3 separate regions of the Homo sapiens genome follow, and regions 2 and 3 are each linked to region 1. The links are chromatin loops, found by intact Hi-C in ENCODE. Cell type or tissue: MCF 10A. All regions are shown on one strand. Links, peaks and the distances in the headings refer to the core of each region. The heading gives the core; the rest is flanking DNA.

Region 1 (10,354 bases), core at 1,899-6,898:
CTGTCACCTTCTACTCCTCTGGGGAATATGTGATGTCTTCGTCTCCTCAAAGAAGAATAAAAGATGGGGGCAGGACTTCCCCAGGGGTTAGTGTGGTGGCAGGTGCCACCCCATACACTTTCTATATTATTAAGGAGCTTCTGCAGCAATCCGAAAGGCAAAACAAAGTTGAAAGTAATTTATCTTCTTATCCATATCAAGATCAGGGTAATATTTGTGTGTGTTTTTATATACTTGAAGTAAAAATTAGAATAGTCAATTAACCCTATTGGGAATTTTAATACTTTCATTTAAAAAATACTTTCTTCACTCTTTTCTTTGAAAAGCACCACAAATTACTGCTTAATTTTGGATTCTTTCCTAGATTTTAATGTACCTTCTAGGCATTAAAACAGGAATATATCTGATATCCATCTGACATTTAGAAATTACATTTACTGGTGTAACTTTCATTCTTCATTATTACTGTTATTGCTCTAATTGCCAGCACCCATTGTTCATTCATTGTGGTGTGAAAAACAAAATTGATGAAAGTTTATTTTTCTCTCCATATCCAGACCTGCCCTCTCTATCTGCCAGTTCTATCAGCAAAACACTTTGGGTAGGTCTTGTTTGTTTTAATCCCTTCAAACTGCTGGTTCCTGCCCAGTAACTCCCGAGCTGGCTTTCAGGTGCTTCTCTGCCAAAATATGCTGACTGCATCCCTGAAAATTGATCGTGTGTTAAGAACTGCTGAGAGGCTCAGCCACGTCTGGGGCCAAGTCATCATAGCCAGGTCCACGGCAAGGGAGAGCCCTCCCGACAGGCAGCGCTGCCCTGGACGCAGGAGGTCTGAGACAGGGAATATGCGCATGGGAGGTGGTAAGAGAATTAGAAGGTGCAGAGATGGGGGATATGAGGAGACGGGTAGCAGTGGGGACAGAGTGAGAACAGAAGCAGGGAGATGTGTGGAAACTGGTGGAAAAAAAGAAGCAGCAAACCAGAAAAATGGCTGATAGGATGTTGATAATATCGCAGGAATGTTTTTAAAGGCCTATTTTCCAAAAATGAATATGGGGGAAACTGAGAAATGAGGATACCAGATAAGTTCCACCTGCAGAGGCCTAGAAAGGTTGGCAGATCCATGTGGGGCAGTCACAGGTGCTGAGAAAGAGGGGCGGTTTTGCAAGGTGTGGGAAGCTGAGTGGGATGCAACTCCTGGAATTGGGGGTGACAGCCCAGAGAGTGCTGGCTGAATGAATATTCGGCTGAATCTGCTTTTTTAGCTGACCTGTTGGAATGCCTAAAGCCCAACTGCCAAGCACTCGCTCTGCACATTATCTTGAGTCCCCTTTGTGATAGTAGTGCCCTCTGCCTCTGGCTCCCCAGGCACTCACTTTCCTCTAGGGAGACAGGCAGGGAGTAGGTGGGTACAGGACAGCTGTGGTATGGGAATAGGGTACCTCGGGGCTGCAGGAGCACTAAGGGAGAGGCATCACCAGCCTTCCAGGTTAGGCAGTGCTGTTCAAGCCAACACTGGAGGAGGGGGAGAGGGAGCTGCAGCACGAGCTCTTAGTTGTATAAAATTGAAAGTGGGTAGGCTGAGGAGGGGTGGAATCACAGAACCTAAGAGAATTCAAAGGAGGGTAGCAGCCTATCTTTCCCAAGTGGCATAGTCTGTTTTTTTTTAATCCAACTATTTTTTAAATTGTACTGGGCATATGGTACCTTCCAAGACCAAGAGACAGCCAGATGGAGTTGAGAGGGATCATGAAACCTGTTTTGTTCTAGCAACTCTAGGGCTGCAAATATTGTTCAGCCTCCACTCCCTAAGGCTACGGGAGCTCATAGTGGTGTGAATTCCCAAGGGTTCGTGCGGGCACCACTGTGTCCCCTCAGGCAAACCACTGGTCTCTCCATGCAGTTGCATCCTTTAACACCCAAATAGAAATTATCCATTCCTTGGTCATAGTAGAATGAAATGAAAGCACTATGGAAAGGGGAAGGCTGTCCACCATTGAGGGAATTCCTGGAAATGGCACACTCTTGGTTCATGGCTCAGAGATGAGCTCCAATGAGCATTCACCATTACTGTCACTACGGTCCCACATCAGCAATGACCCAGGGGTGCAAAGTGCCTGCACCGCAGACACTGTCTCTCCCCAACCTTATGATGCAGGTCAGTCAATAAGTTCCTTGCAGTCAGATCTGGGGCTGGGGGATGGGGGGATGCATTGTCATGGCTGCCAACGAAGAGGAACGAGAGAAAGAGGAGTAGAAGGATTCGTAGAAAGATGGATGGAGGGATGGATAAGTGTAGGGGAGGCAATCTTAGTTTCCTCATCTTAGTTTCTGCAACTGGATCCCTGTAAATTAAACTGGCAAATGACAGTTTCACAACTTATTCAAAAAATAAAGACATTTATTAACATATGTATTGTTGGTGTACACATGGGTGCACCCAGTGATGAGTAACCAGAGGGATGGTCAGAACTTGGGTTTATAAAACATCTTAGGCTAAAGGAAAAGGGGCTTATGGATTCTGGGCTGGGAACACTAGACTAAAGAGGGAAGGTAAGAATAAGCCTTTAATTACTTGAATGCCCAGCAGCAGTGGTAAGGACCCTATACATGAGCATATAAAGTAACTCCTCTCCCTTACCAGGAAGAGGAAGACATCTTTTACAAATGGAAACTTTCCTTGTGAGTGTAAATTTACTTTACAGAAGAAAACCTTGTGCCCTGTTTTTGGAGCTTTGCCTGCGTCGGCTGTTTCTCAATGGCCTTTAGCTCAAAATCATCCATGTGCCAAAGAAACATATTTTGGGGTGGCATATTCTGCTGCCCTTCAGATGGAAGGAAGGATGATCTTGTATCCATAGTCCAACTTCTAGTTGAGCTTTTGCTCTTCCTCCTCCCCGTAGCAATATAGAGAATCAGTGTAAGATTTGGCTTCTTTTTAAAAAAAAATTCAACAACAATTTGCCAAGTCCCTGTTGTATCTCTGGTACACACTCCTCCCCTCAAGGAGTTCATGACTAAAAAGGAAAAGTAAGAATAACCCTTCAATTACTTGAATGCCCAGCCACAGTGGTAAGGACCCTATATAAGGGCATATAAAGTAAACTAGAAGTCCCAAGGAAGGTGTCATGACTGCCAGCTGGGAGCTGACCTTGCAGGATGAGGAGGAACTGAGGATACAGATAGCCCTGCATGGAGATGCCTGCCCATCCCTGTGGGAAACTGCAAATGGTTCCTTTTGGTTTGTGTATAGTTTACTTCGAAGTGGGGGTGGGGTGTGGAGCTGGCAGAAATAAACTGGAAAATGTAGGTCAGGACCTTATTATGAACATCCCTAAATACCAGTCTAAGAAACATGGACTTTTTTCTGTTGAATGTGGAGTAATTGTATACATACTTTGGAACACTGTGCTGCAATTAGCATATGTACCAACATGAATCGACTTCTGAGACCTGTGGTTTAATGAAAAATGTGAGTTGCAAAAAATATGCCCAGTATAATATCATCAGCGAAAAAATACTCTACAAAACAGTTCTATGTGTTTGCGTGTTTTCTGTGGGTCTGAAAGGACCCACACCAGACTGCTAACAGCAGTTACCTTTGGGGCGAAAAGAAAGAACTAGGGTTTGGGAGTGAGGAGTATTGAAGGGGGATGTCAGCATTTTTGGAAATCTTTTAGTTTTATTTTAACAAGGAAATGTTATCTTGCCATTAAACTGTAATTTTAAAATTCAAAAGATAATGGAGTCATTGGCTTAATTCCTGTTCTAAAATTTTCAATTAGAGCTTGCACATTCTGAGAATTGGGAAGATAGTCTCAAACCAAACAAAATCCAGGGATTAAAAAAAAAAGTCCCCACCTCCCCGACTCAGAGCCTGCAGAGAGAAGGAACTCTTTGGACTGCTTTTCTCCCAGGCCTGAATGGCCTTATTTGTTTCGTTCATTGATAATCAGTTTCAGGTGATGAGGGATGCTCTTGACCCACGTTGACCTTGCAGCAGCATTCTGCATTCCTGCCCATGACTGGATTCCACCCTGTGGCGGTGGCTGGCTCCGGGCAGCGGTGGTGAGTATGTTTTTCTCTTTCCTGGCACCAGGATCATTTTCTTGGAGAGTCTCTGTGGACGTTGGCAAATAGTTTTGGCCTTCTTCCAAGAGATTGGGTTTATACCAGTCTAAATGAGGCAGGCATTTAATCAGTCACCCAGGGAACAGGCTTGAGGCCCTCTGGTGTCTTCTTTATAATTAATTTTTAACATTTGTTTTCAGTATAAAATTTGGGCCTTTATCCTCTTTGAAATAAAAACATAGCATGCATATTAGACTGTATTGGCACTAAACTTCACACACCATTCTTTTATTCCCTTCCAACTATTAACTCCTATTAAGCAAGACAGAGGGATAATAAGATCCCCCTGCACTCCCCCGCCTTGCTGGCTTGTGTGATGCTTCATCCTCTGTAATTGCCTTCGGTGGCCAGGCTCTTTCCTATCATTAGTGTGCTTCAGAGGCTCCTTGTCAGGGCCCCGGCCACCTCCCAAGCTGCCATGCACCCCTTTTGCCATGCAGCCCTTTAATGCTACGGCCTTTCCCCAGCCCAACCACTGGGAGGCCCTGGTCCACTAAAGTTCTTGTTAACAAGACACAGGGGGTATTTCTGGATTTTTAACCCTGGAACTTACACTGGAACTGCTGCAGATGATTTCCTGTTTGTTCATTTGATTGACCTGCTCTTACGTCCTGAGAGCCCAGGCCTGGGTCAAAGGAACCCGAAACATCACAGTGGTTCTCGAACCTAGATCTATATAAACAACACTGAGAATGCTGACTAGAAGCGCAGATTCTGAGGCTTCTCCTCAGACCTACTGAGTTGGAATCTTTAGGACAAATGGAAAATTAACTGGCAACTTTTTGTTAAGCTGTGTAATTATTTGCAAGTCACTAAGTAAAGTGATCATTTTTCACTTTCTTTCAGAGAAGTTTCAGCACAAACTTATCTTTAACCTTCAATACCCTGGACTTTTTCTTAGGGCTGCTATGTACCCTTTGTGCAAATTAGAAACAGGAACCCTTCTTTCTGGACAGCAGCAGGCCACACAGAAGGCAAGACTAGGCCTGTGGGGCTCAGGATGCATTTCAGCCCCATTTACCTCCTTGGCCAGGAGTCTTTGTGCAGTTAACAACCTACACGGTTGCACATGGCAACCCTGCTTACTCTGTGCTCTGATGAACAAAATAGCTACCCTTGAGTACCTACATGTGTAAGCACAGGGTCAGCTTTTTCTTACGTAGTTATTATCTGTAACACCAACAGCAACTCTTAAGGATTTATGTTGAGAAAACTGAGGCTCAGAAAATTTGAAAATTTCCCTAAGATAACACAGTCAGAAAGAAGCAGAAGATTAAGACCCATACCAGGCTCTGATGTGGCAAGCAGTTGGCTGGATAGGAAATTATTTACAGTCAGTGCCTTACTTCTTCAACAAGACCATGGATAATTCCTTGTCCTCCTTCCCTCTGAGAAAACCATTAACTCCGGAGCCTACGAGAAGGTCCCTCAGGCCAAGAGTTAGCTGCCTGTCTTTGCTGCTGAGTGAGCAGAAGCCTCAGGCCTCCTGATGATGAATGAGTAAGTGTTTAGGAAGCACCAGGAGACCCGGGTGAAGGGCATGTGACATGGTAAAGCCTTAATGATTGTGTGTTTATTATTAGCAAAAGTTTCACTTTTTCCAGCCAGCCACCATGATTAAAAGTCCAGTTTCTCTTTTCATTTTGTGTAAGAATGTGAGCAAAGGGCTGAAAGTCAGAGAAGGATCATGAAATTGGAGTCAGTAAGGACTCCTTACTAAAGTTGTCCTGTCCTCTGGATTATCAGCTGTTTTCTGGAGTAAGGAGCTGCCCTGAGCAGAGCGCCAAATTGGCTGCCGATGAGGTTCGTGCTAGTTGCCACTTCTTCTCGGCACCTGTACCATCAGCCATGGCTGCGTTAGGAACCCGCTGGAACTCAGTGGCTTCCACAGCACTCAAGTGTTATCCCAGGGCTGCAGGGCAGCTAGGGCTCAGCTGGCCCAGGGTTGGGTGGGTCAGCTGAGTGGGTCTGCTTCTCATGGCTCTCATTCCCCATGGACTGGCAGGGTAGCAAGACAAGCTCTGCTCATAACAGCGGCAGAAGAGCATGAAGGCAAGTGAAAGCACTTGAGGTCCCTTAAGACCTAGGCCCCAGACTGGTACACCATCCATCTGCTGAACTCTATTGGCCAAAGCAAGTTCCGTGGCCAACCTAACGATGGAGCACAGAAGTAGGGTCCTCTCCCCTCTTTAGCAGGAGGAAGTGCAAAGGCACGTGGCAGAAGACAGAGATGAGGGTAAGAATTAGGGCCAGCAGTTCCCCCAGCACAGCCCCTCAACCTCCGAGGCTCGTTTGGTGGAAGCTTCCCCTCCTTGCAGGCAGCTGGAGAGCCTGGGGCCCCGTCCTCTGTACGCTGTCCTTATCAGTATTTTTCACAGGGCACAGAATTCAACCACCAGGTTGCTCACATTTTCAGAGAAAATCTGTCCCACATCAAATGTTTCTCATTCAATTCTCAAAAGCTCTTCTATGCTTTTTCCAAAAATGCCTCCCTCACACTCTGAGATCACAACCTAAGTTTTGCTCCCTTTCTTCATTTCTAATAAAATCTGAACTATGCAGATTGCCTTTCTCATAACCATGGTAGCTCGTTGTTGGCCCTTCCTTGAGTGGCGTTGGTCCTTCTCAGAGACAGAGGGCGGGGATCCCTAGCTGCCCTTGTGAGCGCATCATTAACTCTGGGAAGGGGCCACTGGCTTCACCATGATGCTTCTTTACCCCCCTCACCGAGAGAGCAGCGTCATCTCCCAGACTGTACCTTCCCAGGCCAAATGGCAGTTTTTTGAGGGGTCATCTAATCTGTCAGTTCCTAAAACTAGGTGGACATTAAAATCAGCTGGGACGTTGAATACAAATTCAGATGCCTGGGCCTGGACAACAGCAGGATGGGGCTGGAGGGTAAGCTCAGTTGGGAGCTGCTATCACTTTGCCTGCCGACCTATCTCCACTTGGAGTGACAGACTACTCCAGAAGCTAAGCCTCTTACTATCTGTTACCCAAATCAGTAAGACATGGTGGCATTACCAGTGTTATGCAAATGTCTTTTTTTTTTTTTTTTTTTTTTTTGAGACAGGGTCCGATTCTGTCACCCAGGCTGGAGTGCAGTGGCTCAATCTCAGCTCACTGCAACCTCTGCCTCCCAGGTTCAAGCGATTCTTCTGCCTCAGCCTCTCGAGTGGCTGGGATTACAGGCACTCACCACCATGCCTGTCTAATTTTTATATTTTTTGTAGAGACAGGGATTTACCATGTTGGCCAGGCTGGTGTCAAACTCCTGACCTCAAGTGATCCACCCACCTCAGTCTCCCAAAGTGCTGGGATTACAGGCATGAGCCACCACTCCTGGCCCGAATGTCTTCTTATTAAAGCAGGAGGTTCACATTCCTGCAGAATCTGCAGCCTTATTGTTGTGTGACCACAGGTAATGGGAGACAGCTTGCATCCTCTGGCCCTAAGAGTCCTCTTTGATTCTTTCAAGAGGGCCAGTTGAATAAATAAGTTCAGCATAGACAGATCAGTCACTCTGAACTTTACATTACCTGCTTTAGGGTTTAGGTTCTTCAGATCACCCACTAGGGTTCGAAACTGAGCAATCTCTCCAAGTGACGTCCTACCTAAGGCAGACTGTGAGGGGAGGGTGAGTCCCTCACCTCCATCGTCTGTGTGGCTATTTAAATAATTCTTTTGAAAGGGCACTGTGACCAGCAATTACAGACCCAGCTTTTAGACTCAACTCACTTCTTACTCTGACCTTCCTTCCTCAAGTCATTTTCCCCCTCTGGACCTCGGTGTCTTCATCTGGAAAATGAGATGATTGAATTAGGTTATCTAGAATCTTGCCACTCAAAATGTAATCAATGGGGCTTGTTAAAACCACAGAATTTGAGGCTACGCCCTAGACCTGCTGAATCAGAATCTGCAGATGATTCATGTGCACATTAAATTTTGAGAAGCACTGTTCTATAAGGTACCTTCCAGGAGCTTCAAATTCTGTGCCTTTGAAACCGTCGTTACCCTCCTGTACCTTTCCTGTCATTCTCCTCATGTTCCTTTTGTGAAAGCCTGTCTTAAAAGCCATCTGGTCCCTGGGCCTTCCATCATCAGCATTGCTGCTGATTCATTGTGCCGCCTTCTAGGTAAAGAGGCCTCATATTCTTTCATGCCAAGGATGAGGGGCCAGGAAATCCAGAGCAACTTAAAAGCCCTGAAAAGTCAGGAAGAAAACGGTAGTTAAAATTCTGAGCAAGCCTCATGCAAGTCTGGGTCACTAGACACGTCAGGATCACAAAATAGATTGAATGTTCCAAGAGTAGGGAGGAGCAGAAAGCAAGTTAGAGAACCAAAACCAACAGCAAGGAAAATATTATAGAAGCATGCAGGAAACCTATTTCCCATTACTGCTTGTCAAAAACATAGGCTGATATACACCCACGAAAAAAAGATTATAAATTTCCCTTGTTCTTTTCCTTCACTGTTTTGAAGAGGAGTTTCCTATGGAGTTGGAGTTGTGTTGATTGGCAATTTATTTGTGAATTGTTTCATGAAACCAAGGCTTCTCTTAGCAGTTTTCTGTTGTTCACTACAATTAACCATGGTTTAGTGGAAACTTCCTTTTCTCCAAGCCAACCTCCCCACCCGACCCCACCCCACCGCACCTGCTTCAAAGGATATCACCACTTAAATAACAGGCTCCTAAAGCTAATGGAAGATATACTTTTCCTGTGCTCTCCCAGAGCCTTCTGGTTTTTTTCCTGCCTCTTTGTAATAGCACATCAGCAACTATTTATTCTCATATTATTCTCAGGGAACATGGACAGTTGATGCATAAAACAAAAGAGTTATTCTTCACTCACATCTCAAGGCTTAGTCTGGGAACCCAGGGCACTGCAGAACTCTGAGACATTGGATTAGGGGCAAACTAACATAGTCATGACAGAAAATAAGCAAAATGTCTACTCTGTCTGTGAACCACTGTAATAAGCAGTTTATTGAACAGGTCCTGAGTGGGCCAAGCTCTTTGTAAGGAGAATTAAATGAGATAGTCTGCAGTCACTTTTCTGCAGGTAAAGAGACAGGTGAAGTAATTGCTCAAGGTCCCAGACCCAGCAAGTAGGGGTGAGGGTCCAAACCTAGGCCTCCTGGCTCCAAAGCTCATGCTCTGAGCCCCTGTCTCTTCCATTCTGGCTGTGAAATACCCCTTCCCCATCAGCCTGTTTTCCTGCATATGTTTTTGTTTTCAAACTGCCAATTATTTCTACTTAGTGTTCAAGACCCAGGTAGCAGTCTCCTCTTCTGGGGAGCCTTCCCTGACTCCCAGTTACCCTCATTCTACTCCTGGCAGGGCCAGCAGCAGCTCCTTTTTTTAATGTAATGAGCACTCCTCTCATAGTGTCTTAAAGTGAATTCTCCAGTGGTCTTTCTTTCTCATTATTAGACTCTGAGAACCTCAAGTCAGAGTCAGCCCTGACTAGCCATCTGTGTCCATCCAAGTACGCAGCACAGTGCCTGGCTGGAATGTCCATGTCTTTTCTTCCGTAAGATGAAGAATGTGCAGGTTCTTTGTGTTAAAACAATCCAAATAAATGATACAGAAAAGATTAGCATGGCCCCGTCACAAGGATGAAACGCAAATTCGTGAAGCATTCCGTATTAAAAAATAAGAATTAAAAAAAACCCATCCAAATAGAAGGCATGTGTGCTCATGCATATGTGAATGGATATTTCTCTACACATGTGCTATGTTCTGTTGCAACCTTGCACTTTAACATGTATAACTTATAAAAGGAGGTGGGGCTAACGCTATTTTAGTGACTCATGGAAGCAAGATGGCAGGTGCTTGCCCTCTGTGGCAGGGAAAACCTCTGTCAAAACTCAGAGCCCTCTGACACCCTGATTAACATTTCACAAGATGTCCGGGGTTTGTTTCTCTCCATCAAAACCTTGACTTTAGCCATTATTCATGCAAAACTGCTCTGAACAGGGGTCAGCAGAGCATGGCATGTTCAAAAAGGTGAACAGACGTTCATTTTTCCTTGTGGCTTCCCTGTGACAGATAGCTCTGTTCTGAGGCTCAGAAAGGGAGAGAACGGACTCAGAGTTCGGTGACCATGTGAAATGCACAGATCACCCCCCAGGTTGGGCTTCTGGGCAGTGTGTATAGCATAGGTGTTAAGAATGTAAGAGCCTGGCTTGCACTGGATAGCCAAGTGTCTTTGAGTGATTG
Region 2 (10,354 bases), core at 2,614-7,613, 190 kb before region 1:
AACTTAAAGCTTCATCACCTAGGAGGGACTGGCCTTTTGTCCCACTGCTAGTTTACAAAATCCTAAAGAAGGATTTTGATTGGCTGGCCTACGTCATTGCCCAGCCCAAGACCAATAATAGACACAGCAGCTAATTTGTTCAGCAACTACTCTGTGCAAAGCACTCCATTCATTCTACTAAATAATTTGCTAAACATGTGGGGTTATTATCATTATGATTACACCTTTACAGATGAGGAAGCTGAGTCATGAAGTAGTCAGGGAACTTGTCCCAGGGCACACAGGGTGTGAGCAATGTCCCTGAGTCCAATGTGGGGTGGCCAATGAGTGCAGCTAGCAGGTCCTGTTTTTTGTTTTTTGTTTTGTTTGTTTGTTGTTGTTTTTTGTTTATTTATTTATTTATTTATTTTGAGACAGGGTCTCCTTCTGTCTCATCCAGGCTGGAGAGCAGTGGTGCAATCATGGTTCAACCTCCCAGGCTCAAGTGATCCTCCCACCTCAGTGTCCTGAGTAGCTGGGACTATAGGCGCATGCCACCACACCTGCTAATTTTTTGTATTTTTAGTAGAGATGGAGTTCACCACATTGCCCAGACTGGTCTTGAACTTCTGGGCTCAAGGGATCCTCCCACCTTGGCCTGCCCAGCCTAGCAAGTCCTTTCTAAACCAATGAGTCAGTGCCAGTCTCCCATAGTCCCTGTAAATCTTGCCACACCCTTCAAGTATCATCCACTATGCAGCCACCTTGCTGGACAAAGGGTGCCCTCTGAGATCCTGAGAAAAGGCCACAATGACTTCTGGCTGGCAACTCCATCATGCCTTTTATTCAAAGGCTGCAGTGGCTAATACAAAGAGAGGCCAGCAGGGTAGTAAACAATCCCTAAATTGAGAGCCTGGGAACTCAGAGAGCCTGACCAGCATCTTGCCCTAAGCAGTCCTGCCCTGTGCTCCAACCTAATGGGATCTCTGAATTCTCCTTGGGCTTTCCAGGCAGCAGAGGAACTTGGCAGGCAGTCTGTAGGGTGAGTGATTCTTTTGTTTTCTACCTCTGCTTTCTCCTCTCCTTCTTTCTCCTATAACTTGTGGACTGAGACACATGCTTGAAGGCAGGTGTCCACTTTCATCCAGCCCAAGAGGCAGGCACTCCCAGGGCCCCTCAGCCCACCCTACCAGGGATGGCACTTCCTCTTAGGCCACCCAGGCTTTCTCCTTGGGCTGGCTGGAGCAGGGATCATGGCCAGAACCTTGGGAAACTGCGCAGCGACCCAGCATCTCAGGGATTCACTGGGCCTTTTCATGGAGATCACTCCACCCAGGATGCTACCTGTGTGAAGACTTGCTATATTCATATTTTTTTTTTACAACACTTAGTTTTAGAAGAAGAAACAAGGCCCAATGAAGTTTAAGAGCTATTCAAGGTTGTACAGAATGGTAGGGCCATCTTTCCAGCATGTCCATGCTGCTTTCTGGTCCTGCTAGTTGAACTCTATCCCCATGGACACCATTCAGATCACGTTGCTTGAGGAGCCAGGTGGGGACTGTGTTGGGGCAAGAGAGGCATCATCTGGAGTGAAAAATGGAAGGGGACACCAAGAAACTCAGTAGTCAAGATAAATAACATTTTTGTGCAATAGTTTTAAAAAAACATATTGGCCAACTGTGGCCCACGGGCGGGCTGTCTGTTTCTATAAATGCAGTTTTATCAGGGCACCGTGGGCTCATCCAACCTGTAGCACTTTGCTGCTATAACAATAGAGCCTGCCAAAGACAGAGTGAGCTTCCCTGAGGCATCTCTTACTTTGGTGCTGAATTAGTCAGGGTTCTCCAGAGAAACAGAACCAACAGGATGTGTGTATATATATATATAGAGAGAGATTTATTTTAAGGAATTGGCTCGTGTGATAGTGGAGGATTGGCAAGTCCAAAATCTGCAGGGTAGGCCAGCAGGCTGGAGACCCAGGGAAGAGTTGCAGTTCAAGTCCAAAGGTGGTCTGCTGGCAGAATTCCCCTTCTGATGGGAGGCTAGTCTTTTTCTATTAAGGTCTTCAACTGATTGGATGAGGCCCACTCACATTATGGAGGGTAACCTGCTTCATTCAAAGTCTACTGATTTAAATGTTAATCTCTTCTAAAAAAAATACCTTCACAGAACATATCGAATAACAAATACAGTTTAACAAAATATCTGGGTACTGTGGTCTTACCAAATAGGCACCTTCTATTATTATTGAATTTCGGATTGCCATCTTATTTTCTATATGCATACATTATTTTTCTTTACAGCAAGAGAAGAAAGCCTTGCATTTGGAAAGAAGAGACTGTATTTTACATGTCTTCCCATGCGCTTGCATTTTCTAGCGTATTACTTAGCACAAAACAGACACTAAATGTTTGTTGTTTGATGGGAAACTATTAATTTGGCTACTTTTTTTGGCTTCTGATTAATTTATTTATTCGATCAGAAACTTGTGAGGAAACTTTGGTTACTTTTCAAAATCCAAGCACAAAATAGTTGAGGTATGAATATCAGAAAAACAGTCCTTTCAAGAATATCTTCTCTTGTTCTTCCAATTGTGCCTTAAAAATCAGCCTCCAGCACTTGACCTTTGAGAGAGCTCTGTGTGAGAGGAATCAAAGCCCTGTCAGTCTTTCTCTGTGGAATGCGGGAACTATTCCTTTTGCAATTTCTTCCCTCTAAAACTTAATCCTAATAATAATGAAAGTGATTTATCAGATTAAGACACAAATTAATCCTGTCAGAACAACTTGATGTTATCATGTTTAATTTCAAATTTAATTATTTTGGTATTTAATTACAAAACAGTTACTTTATTGTAATTATGTATCATTTTAAAGTAGAAAGAGGCCAAAAAATCCCTGATAATGGGCTACCCTGAGGTATAGCCATTTTTCGTTTATCTCCGACATGTATCAGCCCTGTTTCTTGATTTTCCTGTAGCTTAAGCTTCTCTTCGATGTATTCTTTAATTTCTCACTTCCTATTTGTTTTTGGTCTCTTCTTTACTCTCCTAGAACCAATATCCAAAGCACATTTTCACCGCTTACACTGATTTCTACTACTAGGCTTGAAAGGTTTGAAAATATCACCTTAAACAGCATCACTCTACCTGCTTCCACCTTCTGAGAGCAAGGAGCTTGTGTGTGGTACTTTAAGTCGGGAGTTGCAAACTTCAGTGTTTTGAGTGTCATCCTGTCAGTAGGCATCCTATGCTAGCATGGGCCAGGACAGCAGTCAGCACAGGTGCCGGCCACAGCTTTGCACCACAGCCACTGGGTTTGCTAACTTTACCCCTTTGGGAATGAAGGTCCTAGGGAAGGTGCCAGTCTAGCTGATGGATGGGTTCTCCCAGGGCTCAGGGAGCTGGCTGTTTACTCACAGGCATGGGACTATTTTGACATCTCCACCACTGGTAGAACTTTACCAGAGCACACTGGTTCAGCCCCATCCCTGCCCACAGGGACCAGGCAGGTTAGGAAAATGGGTGAAGCAGGTGAGTGTTCCGTGGGGGGGTGGGGATGACAGGGAAAGGAGAATGTGCCCCACACCAAAAAAGTATCCTGGTGATGATCACAGCAGGAAGTTTTTCCAAGAGAAAGCAAAAATCCAGATTTTTTAAATGAGAAAATTTCAGATTTTAAAATGTTTGAAGCCAACTCAAGTTTTTGTTCAAACACCTGTGGCTCAACTGGAATATAGCCAGGGCTGGAGCTGGCCCTTGGGAGTCCCCTCCCCCAGCTTTAAGCCAATGACTCTCCCTTCACCACTGGGGCTCTGTCCTCCCACCTTCTGTTTAAAAGTGAGGATGGGCTCTGGTTTCTGCTTAAGATGTAGAAAGCTGGGGAAACATCATTTCCACCCTTACGATGAGAAAAAACTGACCATTGTGCAAATTCACAACTTTTCTTGAACCTATAGGAGAGCTGAAGCCACAGGGTAAACAACTCAAAATCTAAAGAAAGACAAGTACCTGTAAGGAAAGAGGGGACATCAGCACTTGCTTACCTAGAACAGATGTCACCAGATGCCATACTAGTCAGTGAGAAGAGTTCACCTAAAATTTTTAATGACTTGCTAAAGCCTAAGTGAGGTTAGTGTGAAAATATGGAGCCCCTGGGTGCCACAGACGCAGGTGCTGTGTTGAAACTCTAACCCCAGCCGGGCACGGTGGCTCACGCCTGTAATCCCAGCACTTTGGGAGTGTGAGGCGGGTGGATCACGAGGTCATGAGATCGAGACCATCCTGGCTAACACGGTGAAACCCCATCTCTACTAAAAACACACACACACAAAAATTAGCCGGGCATGGTGTGGGCACCTGTAGTCCCAGCTACTGAGGAGGCTGAGGCAGGAGAATGGCGTGACCTGGGAGGCGGAGCTTGCAGAGAGCAGAGATTGTGCCACTGCACTCCAGCCTGGGTGACAGAGCGAGACTCCATCTCAAAAAAAAAAAAAAAAAAAAAAAGAAACTCTAACCCCTAAGGTGATGGTATTTGGAGGTGGGGCTTTGGGGAGGTGCTTAGGTCATGATGAGGGCAGAGCCTCCATAAATGTGACTAGTGCCCTTATTAAAGGAACCCCAGAGAGAGCTGGCTTCCCCTTCTGCCACATAAGAACCCAGTGAGAAGGCAGCCATCTCTGAGGAAAGCCAGCCTTCACCAGACAATGAATCTGCCAGCACCTTGATCTTGGACTTACCAGCCTTCAGAACTGTGAGAAATAAATTTCTGTTGTTTATAAGTCACGCAGTTTATGGTATTTTGTTATAGCAACCCAAAGAGACTGAGACACGAGGGAATTTGTACATACTAGCAGGCTTTTCTTCCCTGATCTCACCAAGCACTCATAAGAAAGATTTGGAGCAGAGCAAGAGTCCTGAGAAAGCGTCTTTCGTGGTGCAGCCCTTGGGCAAGGGAACAGCAGCAGCTGCTGCAGGAACAGTAAGAGGTCCTTCCTCCCTGTGGAATGATGATAAGTTGCTAAGAGAAGGGCAGCGGACTCCGCTGCCTTTAGAGCACCCACTGCAGCTGGAGGAAAAGAACAGAAAAAAATCTCCACCCCTGAGAAAGAGGCTCAAACTAGTAAAAGTCTCCTACAGCTGGGGGCAGTGCAGAGTCATTTAGAAGGCCTCATTCTTGAGACACCGGCATGGTGCCTGCCTGACAGGTTGAATCAGAACAAAGAACGCTCCTTCTCCCACCCACACACTGTGACTGGGTCAACAAGTGTCAGGTAACAAGGGACACCATCTATTGCTAGGACAGGGGCAGGAGCATTGCTAGGAGAGACAGCCTCTCAGAGGTGCAGGTGCAATAATACCTGAAGCTAAGATTGAAGCAGACACTGAGAAAAACCCTCTGGAAACAATTCGCATGTCCTACAACTGGGGAATAGATTAAGAAACTGTGGTGCATTGTACAACGGAATACAAAACCGCAAGATAACGGACTGAACTACTGATACACTCAATGACACAGATGAATCGTACATGTGTTGTGTTAATTCCTACATACTGTAGGATTCCACATACATGACATTTGTGCAAAGGCAGAACTATAAGGACAGAAAACAGATCACTGGTTGCCAGAAGCTGGGATTGGGGCAAAGATTAAACACCAAAGGAGAACAGAGAAATTCTGGGGTGAAAGAATTGTTCTTTATCTTGACTGTGATAATGGTTCCAAGACTATGCTTTTCTCAAGACTTGCAGAACCATACACTAAAAAGGGAGAATTTTACTCTGGGTAAATTATACCCTAACAAAATAATCAGAAAAAAATAAGGGTCATTAAATTATCAGGTCAACCATCAGTCCATATCTCTTGACCATTTTTTATTTTAAGTTGGTTTAGTTGTCCTAAGAGAAGTAAAAATCAATAGCAAAGGATGAGCACATGAATAGGTCAGGCTCCTTTTAACTGTAAACGACAGTAACTCAGCTCTATCTACCTTAGGACCAAGAGTAATTTGATGAGAGGACTGTCTGTATCTCTCACAGACTGGCAGCCTAGGCACCTGGAACAGCGGGAAGCAGGAATCCACTTCTGGTCCTGTGTACATCACTCTCATTGCACACTGGCTTCTTCTAAATGGAGGTGAACATGGCTCTCAGCAGCCCCCCTGCCTCACATTTCACAGCTTCACCAACAAGGAGGAACTATGTCTTGTACTCTAATTCCAGTTCAAAAGATCCCAGGGAACACTCTGATTGGCCCAACTGAAGCCAATCAACAGTGGCCAAGAGGAAGTGATCCTGTGATTAACTTCCATAACACATAGTTGGAGATCTAAATAGACAAAATATTAATTGTCTATTGCAGCTTAGCATAATTTTAATGCAAGAAATTTTTTTTTCTTCTCCAAAAGATGCTGAAGTTCTCCTTCTGGCTTTAGGTCATTTTAGTTTTGTTTAACAAGCAACTATTGTGAATCTGCTCTGGGGTGAGAGGTGGAGGAACCAAGAAGAGTAGGACAAAGTCCTTCCTTTCAAAAACCCACATCACAGTCAAATAGGGGAGACAGCTACATAAGTAGCTCATTGCAAAGTCCTGTGATAAGTGCTATGAAAGCATAGCTGGAGAGGAACCACCTAACCAAGTCTGGGTCACAGACAAGATTTCCTGTAAGAACTGATTTTGGACAGTCTTGAAAGTTGAGTTAGAAGGGGAAGGGCCTTCCAAACAGAAGTGTAAAATCCAAATGATTACAGGGGCATGGTTCTCACAATTAATCAATTGACTGTAAACCCCTCCATGGGAGAGGTCAGGTCTTTATGATAAAGATACAAATACTTTACTTTTTTTTTTTTTAGCATTTTATCATTTTCAGAACACTTATCTAACAGAAACAGTACCACAAATAGGGAAATAAGAACAAAACAAACTTCTGAGAAAAAGATGAGTAGATTTTCTTCAACAGTGCTCAGCCCACACACGCCCCACTGCAGTCCCAGGAATAGGACTGGCCTGCAGGTAGGTTAATTGCTCCAAGATTGGGGCTTTGCAGGTGGGTGTGGTGGAATCTGAAAATGGCCAGGAACTTCCAAGTTGCTAAGCAATGCCTCATGGGGCCTAGACTGGGCAGTGAAGGTCGATGCAGACCTGTGAGAAAAGCGAGCATCAAGGAATTTGAGTTCTAATGAGTTTAAAGAACCAAACATGGGAATAAGGCCACAAGGAGTTGGAGGGAAAGAGGGTGAAGTCTGAGATGGAAAGATTTCTGAGATTGTGTAGTTCTAGCAGGTGGCATGCTCCATAGGATGTGGCTGTGCCAGGTTTGCTGAAGAGGTCGTGGGGAAGATAGTTATTGGAGGTGAAGAGGTCAAGGACCTTTGAGACAAGATGTTGGATGTCATTGAAGTCATCAAGGTTTATGGATAAGCCTAGAGTGGAGAGCAAAGCCAAGAGGCAGGTGCGAAAGCTTTCAGGGAAGAAAGGAAATGACCAGGAGGCTATGAAAGATGGCCACTGGGAGGGGAGAAGGAAGTAGAGATGGATGACAAGAGCTTCAAGAAGAAGGCCTTTGCATGGGCATGGAAGAGCCAGGTCCATGAGCAACTGCAGAGTCGGTGGGAGACGGCCATCGCTCCACTGGCAAGATGCTCCTAAGCAAGACAGAAGAGCTGGAGATAAACGAGCAGCCCACACTCAGGAAGTAAGTGACAAAGCATCGGCCAGCATCGAAGGTGCCAGCATAGCAAATATTTGCCGAACACCAGATTCTGCCTGAATGTAAAGATCAGCTCAGTGTTCACCAAAGTGTAGCACTGCATTACTTTTCATGAGTGAGATGGTCATTTTCTCAGTTTAAGACTAACAATCTAAGACTAACATCTTATTCTACTGTGTATTAGAAAAAATATATGCCACTTTGGGAGGCTGAGGCGGGTGGATCACCTGAGGTCAGGCGTTCGAGACCAGCCTGGCTGGCTAACATGGTGAAACCCCGTCTCTACTAAAAATACAAAAATTAGCCAGGCATGGTGGCAGGTGCCTGTAATCCCAGCTACTTGGGAGGCTGAGGCAGGAGAATCACTTGAACCTAGGAGGTGGAGGTTGCAGTGAGCCAAGATCACACCATTGCACTCCAGCTTGGGCAACAGAGCGAGACTCCATCTCAAAAAAAAATATATATATATATATATATATATTTTTATATCTATATTGAAGATATATATATATATTTATATATCTATATTGAAGATATATATATATATCTTCATGTTTACCTGGAGAATTCATAGATATTATCGCTTAGAATGAGGCTAAGGTTTAAAATAGGGCCAATTTAAAAAAAATATCAACTAAATAATAAGAGATGGTACACAGGTAAGGAGGAAAGTGTGAAGGTGGTATGCAAATACCCAAAATGTGAGAAACACTGGCTTATCCCATTTACTTTTCACAACAACTTGGTGAGTTAGATATAGCTGTAATTCCCATCTGTGTATCAGGGCTTCAAGGCTTGGGGCGTGGAGTAACCTTCTTAACTACCAGGAAGCAGTGCAGCTAAGGAAGCTGCAGCTCTGCCTTACAACCCCGAGTCTAATCACCACGATACGCTGCAGCTCCAATTCACATGAAGGAAGGAAGTCCCAGGTCTCTGTGCTACTCAGGCCTCCACCAGTCTTGGTCCTGGGTATTCTGAAGACACACAGTCACCCACGGTATTTTTTACTGAAGTATTTTAGATGCTGGTTCAGCCCAATTTCTTCTAGAATATTTAAAACAAGAACAAAACATCCCCACAGCATCTGACCCTTCATGTGCAACCTCAGGCTCTTTCCACAGTCTCCCCCATGCCCAGCCTCTGCCATGATGGGCTCTGGGAAGCACAGCCCCTGTGGAAAGCTCTGGCTGCTTTCCCAGCTCCCAGACTCACATGATGAGCCATGCCGCCAGACACGGGGTCTGGCTTCCCAGAAGATAGGATAGGCGATGTGGCCCAGAAACACAGGAGAGTTGACTCCCTCACCCCTGACCAGTGGGGGACAAGAGGTAGGAGAGAACCAGGGATAAATCCCCACTCCATTCCTCCATGATGGGCTGTTTCGAGGCATGGCATTTCTGTAAATCTGTTCAGAGACATCCCCCATGGCAGAATGACCAGCTGGGCCTCTTGCTGAAGCAGGGCCGGCTCAGCAAGACAGCGCCTTGCATTCCCCCCACCCTTTCCCTGTGTTCCTTCCTTCACTCTCACTCTTGCTGCCCTAGGATCGTACCTTCCCCTTACATGGCACCTCACGCTCTCTATTCAAGGGAGGCTGGGCTACGTGAAACCAAGCAGGGATTTCCATCCTACCCCCGCCAAGCCCCCAATCTCATCCATAGCGATTTTAAAAGCCAACTTCAAAAGTGCAGTGGGCTACTCTCTCACCTCACAGGACTTCCAGAGGAGTAAAGTGACCTGCAGGCAGGGGCTGGGAGGTGAAGCCTGCTTGAGTAGAGGGTGCCATAGCAGCCACTGTGCCTCTGTAGGCCCCTCAGCATTCGGGTGGGGCGTCCAGCGAGGCAGACCACATCATCAAATGTGCAGAGACGGCAGGTGGACACGAGTGAATAGGGTGAGAACAGCAGCCATGAGGCTGTGCAGTCTCACCCCCGCTGGGTGCTGGCTCTCCCTGCCCCTGCTTGATGGGCTGTGGGCTGGCAGCAAGTCCCTGGGATATTCCCCTTAGGTGGAGGAGGGGAAGCACCTTGTGGAGAGAGACCTTTGAACTGGACAGTGATCGAATTCCTGGATTAGACTAACATTTTTATTGGATTAGACTGGGCTTTGCTGGAGTGGACTGAATTTAGTGTTCCTGCTGCCAAGTGGGAATGAGAGCTCATTAAAGAAAGTACATGCAATTATTATTATTTTTTAAGTGCAGTTGAATTCTCCCAGGCCCCACTTTAATTTGGCCAGGAGCCCTGTCCTTGAGTGTGAACCCTGAAGAGAGCCAACCAGACTCTGGCACTTGGACAAATAGGGTTTGTTTTCTGTGGCTGGAATCACAAGGCCTCGGGTGAACCAGGATGTAGTCCAGCGGTCTAGCACAGAACCTGTCTACACAGGAGGCCTACCTGTGCACCCCCAACCACAGAGATAATGGAAATAAAACATCAGCACTTCAAGTACACTTTTAAGATTCGATTTACTGTTTGTATTCATTGTGAACATAGCTCCAGTATCATTTTGCTGGGTTTTGTATGAGCTGGGTGTATGTGTGTGTGTAATGGTTAAGAGCTCAGGCTCTCTGATCAGATAGACCTGATTTGAGAACCAGCTCTGTCACCAGTAATGTAAGCTTGAGCACGTTCTCAACCTTTCTGAGGCTCAGCTTGTCATCTGAAAA
Region 3 (10,354 bases), core at 566-5,565, 70 kb before region 1:
AATGAAAGACATACAGATTGGAAAGGAAGAAATAAAACTGTCACTATTTGCAGATAACATGATTGTTTACTCAGAAAATTCCTAGAAGTGAGAAGCAAATTCAGCATGGTTGAAGTATACAAGATCAACACGAAAACAGACCCACACAAATATGCCTGCTGGAATTTTAAAAAATAAATCTGCAAAAGCAATTCAATGGAGGAAAAAGAACCTTTCCAACAAATGATGCTATAACAATTGGGTATCCACAGGCAAAAACTGTACCTCAACCTAAACTTCACATCTCAGAAACAAATTAACTGAAAATGGATCACAGATACAATGTAAAATGTAAAACTAAACTCACTTTTAAAATTAAAGAAAATCTTCCAGATTTAGGGCTGGGCGAAAGTTCTTACACTTGACACCAAAAGCAAGATCCATAAAATGAAAGATTGGTAAATTGAGTCTCCTCAAAATTGGAAAGTTTTCCTCTGCAAAAGCCCATGTGAAGAGAATGAAAAGACAAGCTAGAGACTGGAACAAAATATTTGCAAACCATGTATCTCACAAAGGACTTTTCCTAGAATATATAAAGAACTCTTCAAAATGCCACAGTAAAAAATAAAAACAAACCTCTAATTAGAATATGGGCAAAACATGGGAACAGACATTCCATGAGAAAAGAAATAAAGAAAAAGAAAAGGGTATACAGATGGCAAATCAGCACATAAAAAGATGCTCACTATCATTACCTTAGCCACCAGAAAAATGCAATTTAAAACCACAATGAGATATTACTTACCTATCCGAATGACTAAAATAAAAAAACAGTGACACCACCAAATGCTGCCAAGTGTGAAGAAAAAAATTGATCACACCTACATTGCTGCTGGGATTGTAAAATGGCACAGGCAATCTGGAAAAGAGTATGGTAGTTCTTACAAAACTAAACGTGTGCTTACCACATAACCCAGCAATTGCCCTCTTGAGCGTTTATCCCAGAGAAAACTTATGTTCCCACAGAAACCTGTACATGAATGTTCACAGCAGCTTTATTTGCAACGGCCAAAATCTGGAAACAACCCTGCAATAAGTCCTTCAATGAGAGAATGGTTAAATAATCTACCGTCGTGGTACCTCCATCCCATGAATACTACCCACTAATAAAAAAGAATCATCTATTGATAATACATAATAATTGGATACATTTCAGGGGAATTATGCTGAGTCAATAAAGACAATCCGAAAATACTACATTATTGTATAATTTCATCTGTACAACATTCTTGAAACGACAAAATTGGAAAAAATTGAAAGTAGATTAGTAGTAGTCAGGGATCGCCACTCACCCTCCAGGTAGGTGTGGTTATAAAAGGCAAAAAGAGGGATCCTGTGATAAGTTCGGTTCTGCATCTTGACTGTGGTGGTAGTTGAATTTACACATGTGATAAAATTGTATAGAATTATTTACACACACACAGAGGTTGAAGGAGAGAGAAATGAGTACAAGTAAAACGGGAAATCTCAGTAAGATGGGTGGGGTTATACCAGTGCTAGTATCCTGGTTGTGATATTGCACCATAGTTTTGGGAATTTTTACCACTGGGGGAAACTGGGTAAAGGGTGGGTGCACAGGATCTCTCTGTATTATTATTATTTTTTACAACTGCACGTGAATCTATGATTATCTCGAAACATTTAAATATGTATTTTTTAATGTGTGAATACTACTGGGCTATATATTTTTAAAAAATAAAGTACAATCGTCTTAAGAACGCAAAGGCCAAGGGGCAGAAGGCTATTTCTTAAATTTTAAGAAACCACCTAGTTCACAGGTGCCACCTCCTCACTTTGCTGTCAGCGACGTGATGTGCTCTGCAGTGCTGGAATTGAGAGTTCAAGAGAGAGATACCGGTCCTGGCCTCTCGGTGTTCAGGTGTGTGTATAGGTGGGCGTTGGTGTGAGAACGAGCGAGAGAAAGCGGGAGCAAGAGCGAGAGCTATGCCTCCCTTAGTGTCAGGGAGGGTGGCCGGCTGATGAAGGTGCTGTGCAGAAAGCCGGGGAAGGGCTTAAAGAGGGTGCTGGCGCCTCGGGAACGCCCTCCCGCTGCACCCTACAGGAGGTCGTGGGCGGTGGCTTAACAGCCCCAGTGCAGAGCTTGAACCCCACCGTCCAGAAGGAAAGGTGAGTGGGGGACCCGGGCGGGAGGTGAGGCCTGCCGGCAGCGGCCCTCAGGCGTGCTGGGCAGCACGGCTAGCAGAGGCGGCGCCTGGTCTTGGATGCTGCAGCGGAGACGCCAAGGAGACTGAATGCAGGGAGCGAGGCGTAGCGGCCGCGGAGGGTGGGGCCGCCCGGAAATCCAGGCGGCGCCAGCCTTGTAGCATCTGCAGGCCGGGGGCGCGCACACGAGGGGCACGTGGGTGTGGAGGAACCGGCGCGGCGGGGCCTCCTTCCTGCAGCGCCGCGGCGGTCGAGTGCCCGTGCTGGAGGAACGGCGAGTGGGGTGCCTGCCCCGCGCAGGCGGTACCCGCCGCCCCAGCTCCGCACACAGCAGGCACGGCCAGGGACCGGGACCGTGGCCCAGCGCCTGGAGGCGCTCTCCACGCGCATCTTTCCCGATGCCGGGGCGGGAAGCCGAGTGGCTTTGTCCGGAGATGCCAGGGGATGTGGGCAGGGGACGAAGAGGTTTCCCAACTGGCCAAACCCTGGCTTGAGGAAAGACTGAGGTGGTCATTGACCCGTGGGAGCGCCCTGGGGCTTCGAGGGAACGGCAGCCGAGCCCGGGAGACTGGTGTTGGGTACCCGCGGGGGCCGGCGGGTTCCACGTGGGTGGACCCCGAGCTGAGGGCAGGGTAGGGTCGCGGATCGCTGACCTATGAGCTCCCCTACTCCCGCACAAGGACACCTGCACATGGACCCGGGCTTCCACCCGCTTCTGGCTGGGTTGGCGCCGGGAGCGCGCAGGGGAGGGACGGCGGCGGAGTGCGGGGTTTGGCGGGTGAGGTGGGTGAGGTGTGGCCGCGGGGGAGGGGGCGAAGGCACTAGAAGGCTGCGGTCGCGCTGTCGCTGCTGTTCCCACCGTCGGCGCGGGGCGCGGAGGGGGCGAAGAGGTGCCTGCCAGTCGCACTGCGGTCTAGGGGTGAAAGGAAAAGGGTCCATGTAAAGGAGAAAGGGCAGGCAGAGACTCTTGCTGGTGCCAGCAGGCACGGAAGGATGTGGCCGCGGGGACTTGGAGTTTAGAGGGCAACGCTGGGTGTCATAATGCCGGAGATGACCCCGGGTGCAGAGGCGATTCCAGTTGGGTAGAGCTACAGAGAACGTGGCCCGAGAAGGGGAGCTTCCTTAAATTAGACATATCCTGTGTTGTCCTAAACCTAGCATTTACCCTCTCCCACCCCGCTCCCACAACCTCCAGGGTCCTAGCGGAGTCATTTAAGCGCTCAGTACTACCAGCTTCATTTTAGGTAAAAATCAAGACTAATTCTGCACTTTATTAACCTCCTCGTACCCAAGTCACCACGGGGCAGCTTTTCACAGCCCTAAGGCGTGGTCACTTCAAGCCCACAGCGAGTTGCTCGTGTCCTCGGCTTCTGCTCCGCAAATCTCGGACGATGCCACCGGAGGACGCTGAAGGCAAAGGCTGGTGGGGCCAGGCGCCGGCGAGACTGCCGCGCTAGCACAGCTTCCGCGGGAGCCGAGTGCTGACGGGCCTCGCGACCCCCTCCCGAGGGCAAACGGCTCGGCCCTCCAGGGACACTTGGTCAGTGTCACTCTCTCCCTACCGGGTGTCGCGCATTTTCTCAACAGAACGTGACCCCGTAGACGGATGAACTCGGAATCGGCAAAACCCGCCTGCCCTTGTCTAGTCTCTCTGCCCCACCACACCACTGCCCTTCACTGCGGACTGCGCCGTGTGCGCTCCGGGACCGCCCCTGCACCTTTGCCCACAGCTTCCCATTACCAAGGCAGCCGGAGGAAGACCTTTCCGAGTTACCTGTCTCACGTCAGCAGCCACACCGAGGCGGTCCCCCTCGCACCACTCCCCAAGTGCAGAGCCCCTGAAAGTCCGAGGCTCCTGTGCCACGCACCCTCCCCCCTGCGGGGCGACCCCGCGTATGCGTGTGTGTGTCACGCGTTTAATCGCACAGAGTAATTCCCAGACGTGCAAGACAAAGCATTTCAAGCAAAGATGGTCCAGAGTTCAAATTGGAAAGCACATCTCGAGGCGCTGAATCTGTTCTCGCCGTCTGCCTCGGTCTCTGGGGCGTCGCATCCAGGAGAAGGGTTTTAACTCCCTGCCAGATCCGCTCGGAATTAGCTCTTCTGGCGGTGCAGCAACAAGTGGCCCCGCCGCCTCCCTTGTGCACTCGGAGGGACTACATCCTCCTCCTCTCCCAGCCCCTAGTCCAAACGGGAGTAGGTAATGGCGGGGAAAGGGGGAGGTGACGAGAGCGGGGAGAAGGAAGTACATATTTTTTAATTGTGAAATTGTCTGTCTGCGTGCTGTGCTCTGGGATTCTCTTGTCTCAATCAACTTCAATTTTAACGTGGCCGTAACGTTAAGATTAAGACCTAGAAATGAAAACGTACCCACCTTTCTTATTACAAAGGTCGTTTGTTGTTGTTGTTTTTTTAAAACACCAAGTAACCCCCCCCCCCCCCCCCCACGGACTTATACTTTGTTTATGAGATTTCTCCAACCTTGGTGGTTTGGAGAAATGAGGTGGGGGAGGGGAGGACCAAGGGCAGCAAGACGTCCACTACGAAAATAAGATACTTACTAATTTAATAGGGCCGTTCCTTTTTACATAAGATGCTCCCCCACCCCCCACCAATTTACAATAGGTAAACTTTGAGCTTCCTCAAAGTTTCGCTATCTAGCGTTTATGCCCGAAGCTTTACGAATAAACTCCCTTTCCAGGTAAACCTGCCCAACCCTTGTCCTATGCCCAGCGAAGCCCAGGTACGATGGGTCAAGGACCCCTGGCTTCCACATTGTCTGAGTCACGTTCCAGTTGGAAAGGCCATCTTGGGCGAGGGACGTGTTGCCCGACTGGTCTAAATAAGGAAAGAAAGTGGAGTACCAAAGAATCAAGGGCCTCTGTTCCTCCCCATCCCGCCACCACCACCACCGGTCCCCGGGCTCTGCTGAGCGCTGCGGCGGTCTTGGCTGAAAACTGCGTCCCCGCCCAAATCGAGCGCAAAACTCCCTTGGACAGAAGTTTGAAAGAATCCAGTGTAGAAACAGACTTCTCCGTCCAATTTGGTTTTAATCAGTAATCATATAAGTATACCCACATAACCACCTAAGTGGAGAGCAGACGCCCAGATTCACGGTCCCCACGTGTTGCTGGAGTTGGCGCAGACGCGTGTGCGGGCATAGCGGCGGACGTGACACCGCATTTTCTCCGAATTCCTGCCATCTAGGGTGGTGCCGCCCCAAGAGGGGGCCGTGGGGAGGTGGGGTAATAGGCTGCGCAATCCACTTGCTCTGGGGGAGCTTAGGGTTCAGAGCAGAGCGCAACTCCGGGGGGCTGTCGCACAGCCCCATTCTCCCACACCAGAAGAGCAATGCTCCTTATGGATGATTAATAGCCGGGCTTCTCCTGACCATGCGGCGCGTCCCTGCCGGCACCACTTAGTTGTTTTAATTTGACCTTTATTAGCAACGTGCTCCCAGAGGCTGCGAGTTGGATTCGCACCACGATAACGGCCCTCTCCCCTTCCACCCGGCCGGCTTCCTGGGAAGGATCGGGGACTGCAGCTCCCGCGACGCCTCCTCCTCCTGCGCAGGGAGCAGGCCTGAGTTCCTCCACGTAATGACCTGGGAGACCTCAGGCATCCCGGGGCCTGGTCGGAGGGTCTTCGGGCCCTGGAGCTGGGCGGTGTCTGCAGTGCACCGCCGTGAGTTTCTCTCGGGTACAATGTGCTGGTGTGCAGAGAGGAGGAAAGGAAAAAAAAAAAACCCAACACCACTCTTAAGTGGCACTGGCATCTATGAAGTGGCAGTGGTCTACACTGAGCGTGCCCTTGCCTGGAGGTGTAGGGGGCGGTTACTGCAGCCGAGGGGAGGGTACTGCGGCCAAGGGCAGGGCGAGAGGACAGTCAAGGCCGGCTGGCCGCGTGGGAGCCTTTCCTCTCCGGGTTCAGCGGCCGGAATCACCAGCACTGCGGCTAAAGGGGCTGGTAGGCTCTCCTGCACCCCGCGTGCTCCTCCGCCTTCTCTGTGTCCCCCGGCTTTTCCAGGAGGAAGATGGGGTGCCCATCGCGAATGGGGCGCGCCGGGCCGCCTGGCCGGGCGGTCACGTGTCCCCCCTCCCCCGCCACTGCGGCGGGAGTTCCAATCAGAGCGCGCCAGGGGGCTCCTCCCGGGCAGGAACCACCCGGCTCGGCGGCGGAGGGTGGGCCGCCGTCACCTGACCGCCCGCCCCCGCCCCCCGCGAGTAAGGGGCGGTGGTAGCGTCTGCTCGGTTACAAATGGCCCCTCCCGCCCGGCTCGCCCGCTCGCTCGGGCTCGGCGCGGACCCGCCTGGGCGTGCTCCTCCCGCCGGCTCCAGGCGTCCCACCGCCCTGCCCGGCGCCAGCCCGCGGTCCCAGCCACTCCTGAGGGCGCGCCGGGCACCCAGCGCGTAGGCTCGCCCACGGAGGTCGACACGGAAGTCTGGACCGCCGAGGCGTGTGGCTCGTCTACCGGCAGGTGAGCGTGCACCGCGGGCGTGGGATGCTGTGGGGACAGTGCGGGGGACGTGTGGGGTCTTCGGATGCGAACGCGAGTCCGTGCGATGCCCAGGTCAAGTTTGCAGAGAGAGTCTGCGGTGTCTGTCTCCTTGGCCTCCTCTTGATGCTCCTGCGGGTTGGGGGCTCGGACCAAAGCTTCTATTTGGGGGAAGGGCTTCAGGACATTCTTGCCTTGAGATACTTGACAAAGGTTGAAAAGACACATCAGGTGGGAGCTTGTAGCTGCTGCTGATGGGGTGAGACAGGTGCAGTCGAGTGTGCACGCATATGTGTGTGGCTCCTGGGTAAGGGTCAGCTCGAGATGGGGAGAAGCCTCTGCGACGGGTCATTCTGTCCCCAAGAGCCACTTAGATTCCGGAGAGTGAAATTGAGCCGCTCTGAGGTGGTCACTAGATGTTATGGCAGCAAACCAGTGACCCCCAGTATTTCTGATATGACCCTGTAGTAGAAGGAGTGCAGATGGTTCAGTACAGAGTGTGTGAGGTTTTAAGGCACCCAGAAAAGATTCCTTTTACCTTATAACTTCTTGACAGAAATTAGTATTAAAAGTGCTGAATCATGCAAAAAGATTAGGAAAATAATTTACTTAATGTTTTGGTAAAGTTTTCCAAAGCTAATAATATCTGCATTTTTGGATCAATGCTTTAAATTTAAGATGTAGGCACTAGGTATTTAAAATCATATTTTAAGACTGTGCCCTTGGCTTTATGACTATCAGTTGCTTTTCTTTCTTTATGATTAGTTGTATCCATTCATTACTTCTTACCACTTTCACTACCCTCAAAACAAACAAAACCCCGGAAAAAAACCCAAGACATGGGATTTTTATTTTTATTTTATTTATTTATTTATTTCTGATGTGTTCATGATTGTAAAGGGAGTGGAGGTATCAGTCCTGGGAAATAAAAAAATCCTCCTCTGATGAATGCAGTGATGGCCAATTTGATCAATTTGATTTGTCATATGCCACTGAAGGGAATGTCAAGCTGATAACATGCAGACTGGAGAGAAAATGAAACAGGAGTTGCCCATTGAGGAAGACATAAGCCCTTATCCGATTGCACTCAGTGAAGGAGCTGGAGGGTAGTCCTTCCACATTGGAACCTGAGTCCTTGGTGGAGGTGCAGTTTTTGATGCAAGTTCTGAGGTCAGACACCATGTAACATAAAGATGAATTTAAAAAAAAATCAGAGTCAGGATTAGTAAAATGGGTGTGTCCAGCGACAGCCTTTGCCCATTTACTCTTGGCTGCACTGTCTGAAATGCTCAGTGGCCTGCTGACTCATAAGGGAACAAGCATGGCTTAGCAAGATTGGATTTTACTTGTAGACTCTAAAGAACTGTACTTGTTAAAAAAAAAAAAAGATTTTTGAAAAAGCATCATCGGAGACATCCATAATAGAGAAGCTAGTCTCTCTTTCTCACATCTCTTCTTCCAGGAGGTTTCTCCCTGATTCCTTGACTTGTCACCTTTATTTCAATACCTGTCATCCATGCTTGTGCAAAACACATCTGATTTGACACAAAGGTTTTAATCTGAATCTTAACATGAGAAACGGTGGGACTCTTAGCAACATGATTATTTCAAAGGTATTTTTGAAGGATACTGAAAAACTGGAATATGAACGATTAATTGAATTTTCTTTACAGCACAGACTCCCTTAACATTGCATGCAAGACCAGGGAGCCCCACCCTGTTTCTGAGCATCTGCATGAAAGACCAGGAAAGGAATTCGACAATTGCAGTGGTGCAGGGAGAGGCAGCTTCTAGGCTTGGGCATTACCTTTATTTAAATAATTACTAACAAATTTGGAGGGTAGGCTTTAATCCATAGGCAGGTCTTAAAAAGCACAGTGTTATTTCTTTTCACCTGTCAGCTTGTTAAAATGTCCATTTAACTTTGAGAGGTTGATTTTGTTAGAAAAGGGATACAGATCGAGAGCTTCCAAATTTTAAGATCCTAGGGCTAAAAGCCATAATTGATTGGAAGGACACATATTAAAGCATACAGTGAAGCCAAAAAGAGTTATTTTTGCTTCGATATTCTTAATAAAATTTTTTTTATAAAACTAAGTTTTTTAGAAAGAGGGGGGCTCCTTTTTAGGCAGTGAATGGAATAAATCAGCTTGTGCGATAGACCAGCACCTGGCATCTCAGTTTGAACAGAGATGCATAATTGGAGCAAGAAACAGATGAATGAGCTTACCTTTTACTGCTTGGTCCTTCAAACAGAACCCAGTCATTTCACATCAGATTAGAGGAAGGCCATTTCTACAACAAGACAAGGAGATTTCAAATCTTGTTTCAAATCTATGGGAAAGAAAATGTTTTGAGCTGCTCTGAAGAAAGAGGCATTATAAATTTACAGTTCATTATTATAGTTAGGTTTATCCGCATCGTCTACTGCAGATAGCGGGTCTGACCAAGAAGAAAAGAGATACAAAGACTTTTTTTCTTTCCTTTTTTTAAGACAAAATTTTCAAAAGGATCCCTACTTGGTTACCTTCCATTTTTTAAGGTAAATATATCATTTACGGAAGAGAAAATGATACGTTTTCCCTTGATGGCTAGAGTGAATTAATGCATTTTCAGACCTGAATGTCGTGACCAGTTAGCAGTATCTCAACAGTTCTTCCAGTCTAACGTGATACTCTAGGTGAAAATTGCAGGTTCTGTTCTGAACTCATAATCTTAAGCTGCTGAAACTACCTTCTGCTTTTTTCCTGTGTTTTTTTTTTTTCTTATATTATCTTTCCCCTCTTTTAAATCCACAAACTATACCTACAAATCCTAGCACCTAGAAGGCTTTGAGAGTCACCAGGAACACACAATCAGGTAAATTGTCTGTGATTGCGGGTCATTCTAAAATCAAAATAGATTTCAGCGGCGGCTTCAAGAATCAAATTGGTCAGACGTCTCTGGTGCTTTGCTCAGATGCCGGCGCCCTAGCAGCCTGCTTTCAAAGAGGGTCTTTTCCTAAGATATGCAGTGATTATTTTATGGAAATTAGCTCTACCCACTTGCACAGTTAATTGCAGTATGAGAAGGTTCCAGAACAGTACCTCCTTGAGTTCGACAGTAAATATGCACACATCATTGTATGACGAGCATTCCAGAACACCCACCTCCCAGCAAAGTAAATTTGCTGGCTGAATAAACACCTGGGCTGCTTTAGCCCACAAATGGCAACAAGTCTCATGTTTTACCACAAATGTACACTAAGCCTTTTTAGGACACTGCAGAGCCTTGTAGCATGGAAAGGGGCATCTGATGTCTGAATTCCTGTAGAGTTGGCCTCCAAGAATCTCTCTTTTTCCACTTGAGGATATCAGGTTATGAGTTTTTTTTTTTGAAGAATTTGAAGAAAATTGTTTGCTCATCCACTTATTACAGGGAATTGTAGTTAGTAATATCTTTGGCGTTAAGTATTTAAAAATTAATGATATTTTTGGGTGTGTGAGGGTTGGATTGAGGCAATAGAGAGTATCCTTTAGAAAAACCATTTGGAAATTGCTGCTCCTTTAAAATTATGTGACATTAAACACTTGTACATGCATCTCTGCAAAATTCAAGAAATGTGCTTTGGTGTGCGCATTGTGCCACATACACATGCATCCTACACAAACTGGAATT

The links. A loop is a pair of places that touch in the nucleus more often than their neighbours do. Peaks named below come from ENCODE experiments on the same cell type or tissue, not always from the same donor. Only the 100,000 strongest peaks of a DNase experiment are listed, where the experiment ranks them.
Region 2: it touches region 1 in a loop (2.0-fold over the local background); 4 of 110 quality-filtered maps call a loop at or near these places.
Region 3: it touches region 1 in a loop (7-fold over the local background); 4 of 110 quality-filtered maps call a loop at or near these places.

What each region holds. Positions count from the first base shown.
Region 1 is chr3:44,061,402-44,071,755 of GRCh38, forward strand. All of the region lies in intron 2 of LOC124909489 (a long non-coding RNA gene), which reads left to right. It also overlaps the pseudogene RNU6-367P. Among named protein-coding and RNA genes, the nearest start is that of MIR138-1, 48 kb to the right of the region's middle. In MCF 10A, for the core only: no CTCF peak of the experiment used is centred there; a DNase peak (open chromatin) is centred at 4,120.
Region 2 is chr3:43,874,241-43,884,594 of GRCh38, forward strand. The region is part of intron 1 of LOC107986081 (a long non-coding RNA gene); the gene reads right to left. Among named protein-coding and RNA genes, the nearest start is that of ABHD5, 190 kb to the left of the region's middle. In MCF 10A, for the core only: a CTCF peak has its summit at 5,070 (motif pointing right); no DNase peak of the experiment used is centred there.
Region 3 is chr3:43,992,849-44,003,202 of GRCh38, forward strand. It overlaps LOC124909489 (a long non-coding RNA gene), which reads left to right and starts at 6,484. Exons shown (of 5, transcript XR_007096256.1): 1 at 6,484-6,679. RefSeq lists silencers at 2,378-2,577, 6,211-6,740 and enhancers at 3,708-3,817, 5,691-5,750. In MCF 10A, for the core only: a CTCF peak has its summit at 3,607 (motif pointing right); a DNase peak (open chromatin) is centred at 3,603.